2 separate regions of the Homo sapiens genome follow, and region 2 is linked to region 1. A link is a contact called in ENCODE Hi-C or POLR2A ChIA-PET data. All regions are on one chromosome and are shown on one strand. The core of a region is the stretch at or near the end of the contact, and the rest is flanking DNA. Distances in the headings are between cores, read along the strand shown. Region 1 holds the start of KMT2A (lysine methyltransferase 2A). Region 2 holds the start of HINFP (histone H4 transcription factor).

Region 1 (4,572 bases), core at 541-3,040:
AAACCACGCGCTGTAACAACGGAATCTTGTTCTGTGTATTGCGTTGTGCGAGTGTGCGCTTTGCAAACCATCTGGGCCCCATCCTGCGCGGTTGGAACGAAGATCGATTCGGGACGAGTTGGGGGAGTTGAGGCTTGCCTGTGTCTCCTCCCTTTCATTGCTCCTCTCCAGCCCCCATCCCATCGTCCGCTCTGCACAAATGTTTCGCCAGTGGAGGGACGTAGGTTTTCAGCACCAGGAGGCTGTGGACCTTCTCTGGAGGCGTGAAGTGCACCCTCCGGAGGGCCAGAGCTGAGTGCAACCTGCTCACAACGACCCTCTCCCTCCTTCCCAAATTCGCCGCCCCAGGCTGTAATATTACATGCAGTGCGCTGTACCGGTGCGGGAGTCCAGGAAGGCTGCATGACCTTCCAGCGAACTCCCCCTCGGCTTGGGGGATGGAGGCTGCCCCGGGGCCTGCAGGCTGTGTATCGATCCCCCAGCCTCAGCCAACGCAAGTTCTCCCGACACAAACCCCTCCCTACCCTCTCGGCTTTCCCAGCCTTGCAGGCGTCTAACGCTATGCTCGAGGCGCCCTCCCCTCTTTCCCGCAATAAAGTAAACCCGGTGGATATTCATTCCCCTCCCTAACTCGCCTCCTTCTTTCCCCCTCCCCCCTCAGCTTACTAACCCCGCGCACAGAGCTCGCCGCCGGCGGGCCCCTTCCACCCAGTGTATCATAATGCCCAACGCTCTCCTCCTCCCCCTCTCTTAATCAGAAACGTGCTCGCGAGCCCCCCTCCCTCTGCGTGCATACATTAGGGTCTGCTTTGCATGCAGCGGCAGGCAGAGACCGGAGGAAGAAGGGGCGGGGGCGCTTTTGCCCGCCTCTTCCCTCCAGGCCCCGTTAGCCACCCAGCTTCAGCTTCGTTGTAACACCGCGTCGTTAGCGGAGCACGCCGTGGCCTCAGTGCCCGGGCTGGAGAAACACAACCCAACTCCCTGCAGAAGGGCACGAAAGCCAGACGAGTGCACAGTAGAGCGAGGAGGTGGCAGGAGACCTGCCACTCGGTGTGTGCTTTTTGGAAAGAGCTCCAGCATGAAAATGGGAGGGGCTCCTTTTTTATTTTTTAAAGTGCGTTCATTGAGGGCCTTTCTGTTTTGCATATAGTAAACTGGGCAGCGCTTCTGTTTTGCATGTAGTACAATAAGGGCTCTTTTATTCTAGAAGCGTTCAATTCGGGCTAACCCATCTTGTATCCGTGCCCTGGGGCGGAGGAGAAGGCTCACTGCTCCCCGACCCAGCCGCCGCGTTATACTGGAAGCTGCTCTCCCGGGCTGTTCGATTCCCAGCGCGTCCCGGGAACGTGTGTAATCGGCCTCTCGGCGCTCAAGGCTGCAGGCGGCCCGGCTCCCTACGCCTCCATCCTCCGCGTAGTCCTCGCCCCCTCCCCCTCTCTCCGGAACCCGCGCTCTGCTCCGGGCTCCCGGGCTTCCTTCCCCCCTCCTTTTCCCGAGCAATGCCTCTCCCGGAGGGCGGGGCATGCAGTTATCCAGGTTGCGGGGCCGGCGGGCGGGCAGGAGGCGGCGGCCCGGGCCTCGGGATGGAGTTGCAGCGCCCAGGCGTCAGAGGCGGAGGCCCGAGGCCGCTATACAGATTGCGGGGCTGGCGGGCGCGGCCCGGCGCTCTGCATAGCGGCCGGCAGGGTGCAGGCGGCCGGGCGGCGCAGAGCTGGTTAGGCAGGTTCCGGGGCCCCGTGCCCCCCCCTCCGCCTCCCCGCCCCCCTGTGTTGTCGCCTCTCCCTCTCGCTGCTTCACTTCACGGGGCGAACATGGCGCACAGCTGTCGGTGGCGCTTCCCCGCCCGACCCGGGACCACCGGGGGCGGCGGCGGCGGGGGGCGCCGGGGCCTAGGGGGCGCCCCGCGGCAACGCGTCCCGGCCCTGCTGCTTCCCCCCGGGCCCCCGGTCGGCGGTGGCGGCCCCGGGGCGCCCCCCTCCCCCCCGGCTGTGGCGGCCGCGGCGGCGGCGGCGGGAAGCAGCGGGGCTGGGGTTCCAGGGGGAGCGGCCGCCGCCTCAGCAGCCTCCTCGTCGTCCGCCTCGTCTTCGTCTTCGTCATCGTCCTCAGCCTCTTCAGGGCCGGCCCTGCTCCGGGTGGGCCCGGGCTTCGACGCGGCGCTGCAGGTCTCGGCCGCCATCGGCACCAACCTGCGCCGGTTCCGGGCCGTGTTTGGGGAGAGCGGCGGGGGAGGCGGCAGCGGAGAGGTAAGGGGGCGAGGAACCCCCAGGTCCGGGGTCTCGACCCTCTGCGGAGCCCCCTCCCCTCCCCCATCCGGGATTGAGGAGCATCCCAATTCTGGGACCATCTCGGGGTCCCTGACCCGGGGCGAATGGCTCTCCCATCTTGGGACCCCCATGCAGGGCTGCAGACCCCCAGGCGCCCCCACCCCGGGGTTTGGGCCCATCTGGCTGAGGGCGTTTGCCCCCCGCTCTCCTCCCCCTGACCCTTCCCCAAATCCCTTGGCACAGACCCCCTCGCCGGGGTTTCCCATCCCGGGACTGAACCCCTCCTCCCTTTCACAGATTACCTCATCCGAGCAAGATTCCTCCCTCCCTCCCTCCTAGAGACCTGATCCCGCCACATCCCCGCCTCCCTCTCTGGGCAGATGTGTTACTCCTAGGGCAGTTTTCCTCTCGGGCGTCTCTCGGGTGATGGCCTCATCCAGGGCCACGTTCTCCTGGCCCTTGGGGATCGTGTCCCTTCCAGCACCTTGCTTTCGAAAACCCGATGAACCCTCGCGCCATCCCCGGGCCAGGTCCCTATACTGCCAGCCACTCCCCCTTCCTTCACCTCCACCCTCTACCCCCACCCCAAGCAGACCGATCCTCCCCCATCCCGCCCTACCCCACCGGGGAAAATCTCTCCTCTGCACCTTGCCTGGTCTCACCTCCTTTCCCTCTGAAGATAACGGTGATTCCTCATACAGCAGTCTCTTCCCCCCCCCGCCCCGTCTTACAGGGCTACAGTTTCTAGCCTATTGGTAGCCGGGAATTACTCTACCTTCACTCCACCCTTTCCCTCCTTTAGAATGAAGGATTAGTGGCATCTTGGAGGGGAAAATAGTCCACTGTCCCCTAGGCTTAGAGAAGAGCAGCTTTCCACCACTCCCCTTGGAGAGGAGGCAGGCTTTCCCTCCAGCTCTGGGGAAGGGGGCCCCTGTGAGGGGAGGTGTTTGTTGGGGGACTGAGGCAGCATCCTCCCAGGGGAAGCAGCTGCTCTCCTACCCCACCCACTGCGCCTGAGAGCACGCAGTCTCCAACCCGAGCTCCCTCCCGCCCTTCTCTTCTCGTCATTTCATTATTGATCCACCTTTTCCTAGGCCAATCCTGGGGCTTGGAAGGGGTGGGGGAAGCCAGGTTGGGGTGAGGAGAGTAGATAAGGGACAGTTATACTTTAGTGTGGTGGCGGTGGTTGCTTTGGGATGGGAGAAAAAGGATTATCAAGCAAAGTTATTCCTTAGAAAGGACTTGGGGTTGTCTCTGATTCTTGTAAGGGGACCCAAGGTGGATGAAGGGTCAGAGCGTTGCCCCTTCCCCATTAGTACTGGGGCAAGAACGGAGTTGCTTCTATAAACATTATTCGGCCCCCTTCAGCAAAAAGGAAAGTTGCCCAAGGAAGGGAAGTTGAGTTCAGGTTCAGCCAGTGGCGTTGCGCATTTGTTTTCCATTGGATGCAGAAGGGGGGAGTTCGAATTGTAGAGGGGGGAGGATGGCATGGGGGATGCTAGGAGGAGGAAGAGCAGCTGCTAGGGGCTGAAGCGAAGGGGGGTAGGGGGTTGCTGCTCTGGAGTGCTCTTGATTGAAACAGAAAGGGAAAGATAACAACCAGCCGTTTCCTGCGTGCTCTGCCGTTGGTGCACACAAAATATCCTGGGCAAACCCCTTGTCCCCTATTGTGCCCCGCACCCCTTTAGATTTACGGAAAGATCCTGGGAAGAAGGGGAGGGAGGAGATCCCAAGGACCCTGGCCCCTCCTTTCAAGGAGCTGGCATTTTTTAGTTGTTAGTCTTCCTGCCTCCTTTTTTTTAATCGTTTCTAAGGCAGCCTGATCAGGAGACTGACAACAACCCGCCTTCTGACAGAGCAAGGAGGACATGATGGGGGCGTGTTCCTTGCTATGTAGCTAGCTGCAGCGTCCCCTTTCCCTGCCTCTTTCTGCTCTATCTCCACCTCCTTTTCCCAGCCTTCAGAAGGCAGCTGCAGTCAGCAGGGTTGTTTGAGACTATTTATTGGTTGCTGTAGATTATTATTTTTTTTTGAAAGGCCAATTCTGTATTTTTTAAGCTAACAACACAGATCCCATGTAGTTGGAGAACCAAAGGCCACATACATGACAAAAAGACTGAACCGTTCAGGTTACTTGCATGGAGTTGGTGCTTAAATGTGAGTTGATTTTGCTTTTTTAAAAGATACAGCAGCAAAAAAAAAAAAAAAGAAAAAAAAGAAAAAACTGACATTTCATTTACCTGCTTATTTTCAAAATTGAGACTTGCCTGGTTATATGTAGCATTTTAGCCCCATGTATATTTGAGTT
Region 2 (5,133 bases), core at 2,075-4,574, 690 kb after region 1:
ACCTTTCATAGTCTCCGATGTCTTTTATTCCACTCTATATGTCCATGTATACCCATTATTTAGCTCCCACTTATAAATGAGAATATGCCATATTTGACTTTGTTTCTGAGTTATTTCACCGAGGATAATGGCCTCCAGTTCCACCCATGTTGCTGGAAAACACATGATTTCATTCTTTTTTATGGCTGAGTAGTATTCCACTGTGTGTGTGTGTGTTGGGCGATGATAATGATGTCCATTGCTGTGTGACAGCTTGGAATTTAATTTATTAAAGTCAAGTTGGAGTTTATAAACTGCATTTTCTTTATCACTCACTACATTAACTACGTTTTCTTTATCCAATCCTCCATTGATGGACACATCGATTTGGTTGATTTTTATGTAGTGAAATGTTCAATTCTAAGTCATGAAAATTCAAAGAGATTTTTCAAGCTGTTTCCCCAGTCTAAGAAATGTAACTCTTAGTGGTTCACAGAGGAACAGTTTTTCTACCAGTATGACACGACAACCAAACACAGTGAACTTGTGATTGCACAAGAAACTTTTGTTGATGGGAGAACAGGTATTCAGAGTTCTACAGGACCTGGGGAATGAGTAGATGGTAACTGGAATCTGTATTGAGCTTCCAGTACTGAGCTGCCCAGAGTTCCATGGAATCACATATTTTAGTGAAGAAGAGCCTGATCACGTTTCAAAAATAGGGAATTTTTAAATGAATGAAAAAAATACGAAACATATTTTCATCAACTTAATCCATTTCACACTTTCAGAAGGGATCCACAGCTTTTAATGAGTATGAATTATGCTTTCAGTTTTTGTGGCAGCTTTTAAAGAACAAATCTCAGGATATGTCTGAATTACCCAGCCAAAATTGTGGCTTGTTTTCAAGAGAAGCAGATTGAGATAGAAGTAAACTATGCTAGACAGAATGACACTGCTTTAAATTTTGGAAACATATATATGGATCCCAGAGCAATCCTGAAATTTTTGCTCTGTAACCTATGTTTGAGTTTACACAGCTCTGTGAATGAACTTTTTCTTCATAAAATTGCTAAATAAAGCTAAAAGCTATTTTCAGTGGTGTAAATCTGAATTAAAATGAGGATGGCATTTCATGAAGTACTACTATATGCATTTTTGAATGAATAAAGTTGGTAAGATATATTTTGTTACTTTTGAATTACATTTTTTAAAACGCTTTTTTTTTTTTTTTGAGACAGAGTCTCTCTCTGTTGCCCGGGCTGGAGTGCAGTGGAGTGATCTTGGCTCACTGCAACCTCTGCCTCTCAGGTTCAAGCGATTTTCCTGCCTCAGCCTCCTGAGTAGCTGGCACTACAGGCACCCACCACCACACCTGGCTAATTTTTGTATTTTTTGTAGAGATGGGGTTTCGCCATGTTGGCCAGGCTGGTTTCGAATTCCTGACCTCATGATCCGCCCGCCTCGGCCTCCCAAAGTGCTGGGATTACAGGCATGAGCCACCGCGCCCTGCAAAACCCTATTTTAAAATAGGGACCAAGTTATAACTCACTGTTGTTAAAACCAAAATTTATGCACAAGTATGACTTTACTATCTTAATGGCATTTTAAATTTTATTTTATATATATTGAACATTTAATGTGTTTTCTGATTGTACAAATTATATAGGTTTATTTTTAGATTAGAAGATACAGAAAACTACAATGCAATAAAATATCAGTCTTAACCAACTTTATTAAGGTATATTATTTAACAAGTATGTCTTGAACCCTTACTGAGTTTCAGCCACTGGGCTAAGTGAGTGATGGGTTTTTTGTTTTATTTTGTTTTTTGTTTTGTTTTGAGACAGAGTCTTGCTCTGTTGCCCAGGCTGGTGTGCAGTGGTGCCATCTCAGCTCACTGCAACCTGTGCCTCCTGGGTTCAAGCGATTCTCCTGCCTCAGCCTCCCGAGTAGCTGAGATTATAGGCGCCCGCCACGATGCCCAGCTAGTTTTTGTATTTTTAGTAGAGACGGGGTTTCCCCATGTTGGCCAGGCTGGTCTTGAGCTCCTGACCTCATGTGATCCACTCGCCTCGGCCTCCCAAAGTGCTGGGATCACAGGCGTGAGCCACGACACCCGGCCCACTGATGGAGTTATAAAGGTGAAGAACTAGTCTAGTGAAGAATGCAGACTGAGAGTAAACAGACAAATACAATGTGACTGAGCTGTATTGTTAAATACAAGAAAGGACTATCAGGAAGACTTTTTGGAAAAAGAAGCATCTACACTGAGACCATAAAAATTAGTAGGAGTCAGTCAAATAAATGTGGGAGGAGGAGAAAGGGATTATTCCAGGTAAAGAAAACAAGTTCAAGGCTTGAGAGGTAAAAGGTGGCTTGGTGTGGTGGAAAAGGTGAAAGAAATTTGCGACTGGAGAGCAAGAAATATGGTCGAGAAGGACTAAAAAAAAGTAGACAGGGAGAGCCCAGATGCTGAAGGGTCTAGAAAACCTCAGTATGGTTTTGGAGCTTTGCCCTGAAAGCAATAGAATGCCTTTGAATTGTCTGAAGCAGATGGTAACTTGATCAGGTCTGCTTTTTGCAAAGTGGAGAATGCTTTGGAAGGAAGCAAGTGTGCACGCAGCGGGACCCATTAGACTAATGTATAAATCCTGCCTGGAGGTCATCACTGGACAGGGGAGGTGGGGGAGGCGGTGAAGATAAACAAAAGGGGATAAATTTGAAATATCCTGTTTTAAAAGGAGGTAGAATCCACAGAACTTGGCAATGGATTGGATGTGAGAAGTGAGAGGAATCAGTGATGACTGCCAGCTTTCTGACCTGAACGAGTGGATGAAGGGAAGCCGAGTTTTGGGGGGAAAGAGAAACATATAATACCAACATTTAAAACATAATAAGACTAAGAGGCTGAAGGAAAGGGTAGAACCTTCAATCTGAGCCGAGCGGGGCCGACAGCGCTGGGCAGCATCCCACGCCTTTTTCTCCGCGAGGCCCACGCAACCAGCCAACTAAAGCGAAGAACCACGTGAGGGAGACCCCACTGCGCACCAGGCGCGAGCCCTGCGCATGCCCGTTGGGTCCCGGAGGCCGAGCCTGCGCAGTTAGGGGAACTCAGGCCCATAGGCTCCCCGCCTTTGCGTTGCCCTGAGCAGCGAGGCGCGGTCACGTGCTACCTTTTGCACGTATCCTGTCGCCCCTCTGTCCGCCCGGGACGCCTAGCCCCACCCACTGTTCCCGCCCCTTCCGTGTTTTGGTGCGCACGGGTTCCGCCAGACACAGCTACCATTGGCTGTCAGTCGGATCCGAGAACGACGATTGGCTTTCCTTGACCGTCCCTCAAGCGCCTCTCCGGAGATGGTCTGAGGTGGGAGAAGAGCTGAAGAGACCTGGAGCCGACAGACGGTAAGCTGGGGTATGTGCTCTGCAGGGGCTGCAGGAGGCCAAGCTCTTCCCGAGCCACCTCGGCGAGTATTCTTGCCGCTTGGCCACGCTGGTCTGCCCTGGTCCGGTCCCCTCACCCCGACTGGAACCTCCCTGCTTTCTAGTCTAGGGGCTTCGCTGCGGCTGAGACTCGGTCGCCGCCACGCCTTAGCGTGAAGGATTCCGGGAAGCCTGCGGGACTGCGAGTGGAGAGGTTTTGCCCAACGGGACGGTCTCCTTCCTTCTGTCCAAATTCTACCTGTCCTTCGAGGCGTGGTGCGGGCCCCACTGCTTAGGGGAGACTTCCTTTTCGCCTGACCGCGGAGGTGTCTCTCTGTCCTGGTCTCCCTCATCGGGTACTTTGTTTCGGTCGTTGTCTTCACGTATCAGTCTTATCTTTTTGGCCAAATTATGAGTTCTTAGGCGTTTAGGACCCTTTTTTTCTTGAATACCACAGTTCATTCATTGTCTTGCGTTACAGTATATGCCCTCTTAAGTGTTAAGAGGGTAGAGTGAAGATCATGCCCCTATCTCCTCAGAGTAGAAACAAGAGACACAGAAAGAGAAATTAAAGAAGACAGGAGGACAGTCAGAGAGCGTCAGGGAGTTTTGCCTAGGTTTCAGATCATTCTGTATCGCCAGCTAGCTTGCCTCCTTGGACTTACCCACCAGTCTAACAGCAGGTGTATGTTTAGAATATTTGTGCTCGGCACAGTGTAGGGACACGGGCAGGTGTGATATGGTTTCTGCTCAGAAGCTTCTTATAGTCCAATTGGGTAAACGAGACTAGAACACATAAAACGACCATGGCAACATGAAAATAGGGTTGAAGTTTTATGGTGTCAGCTGTGCCAGCCATAGAACTAAGGAGCAAGAGTAGATTCAGGGATGGGGTAGTTTAGGAAGGCTTCCCGGAATGTGATTATCTCCTGATATTTATTGAGTACCTGGGGTGTGCAAAGCTCTGTGCTGAATCTGAGAATGAGAAGTGAATAAGTGATGGCCACTGTCCTGAGAAACTCCTAGTCTAGGGGAAACAAGTTTCATTGCATTGATAGCAAAGATGTGTGTGGATGCCGTGGGCAAGAGATGGGATATGCCAGCTGTACCTGGATGAATTGGGAAGGGGGTCATCAAAGAGAAGACTTTGGGGTTTGAAAGGCGAATAGAAGTTGCATAGGTAGGCCTGTCGCGGTGGCTCACACCTGTAATCCCAGCACTTTGTGAGGCCGAGGCGGGCGGATCACTTGAGGTCAGGAGTTTGGGACCAGCCTGACCAACATGGCAAGACCTCGTCTCTACTAATACTACAAAAATTAGCTGGGCGTGGTGGTGCGTGCTTATAGTCCCAGCTATAATACTTCGGAGGCTAAGTCACGAGAATCGCTTGAACCTGGGAGGCGGAGGTTGCAGTGAGCCCAGATCACAGCACTGCACTCCAGCCTGGGCGACAGAGCAAGACTCCATCTCCAAAAAAAAAAAAAAAAAAAAAAAGAACTTGCGTAGGCAGAGAGTTTTAGGAGAATGTAGAGTATTCAGAGACAAAGATGATTGAATCAGAGGAAGAGGGAATGAAGTATGGGTGAGGAAGCCAGAGAACAGCATCATGTGGGAGAAAGAGCATGATCTTTGGATTGGAATGAGGGTGCTCTTACATCAGATGAAGTGTAGAGAGGACTCACCACAGGGCTGACACACTGTAGCTTCTCAATAGATGTTCGTTTCCCTACC

What was found. A loop is a pair of places that touch in the nucleus more often than their neighbours do. ChIA-PET counts read pairs that join two places held with the same protein, here RNA polymerase II (POLR2A). Pooled maps may share reads with other maps.
Region 2: a map of CD8-positive, alpha-beta T cell shows a loop between it and region 1 (25-fold over the local background). The contact joins the promoter of HINFP here to the promoter of KMT2A in region 1. A Hi-C loop is called at or near these places in 2 of 168 maps with a recorded cell type or tissue (CD8-positive, alpha-beta T cell and naive thymus-derived CD4-positive, alpha-beta T cell) and 6 of 50 pooled maps. POLR2A ChIA-PET finds 5 or more read pairs at or near these places in 2 of 52 experiments (A673 and naive thymus-derived CD8-positive, alpha-beta T cell).

The regions. Positions count from the first base shown.
Region 1 is chr11:118,434,702-118,439,273 of GRCh38, forward strand. It overlaps KMT2A (lysine methyltransferase 2A), which reads left to right and starts at 1,791. Exons shown (of 36, transcript NM_001197104.2): 1 at 1,791-2,243. The coding sequence starts at 1,812. RefSeq lists enhancers at 763-1,760, 960-1,099, 1,761-2,759, 2,760-3,757 and a silencer at 1,410-1,889.
Region 2 is chr11:119,118,256-119,123,388 of GRCh38, forward strand. It overlaps HINFP (histone H4 transcription factor), which reads left to right and starts at 3,325. Exons shown (of 10, transcript NM_198971.3): 1 at 3,325-3,384. It overlaps C2CD2L (C2CD2 like), which reads left to right. Exons shown (of 14, transcript NM_001290474.2): 14 at 1-289. RefSeq lists a silencer at 3,059-3,338.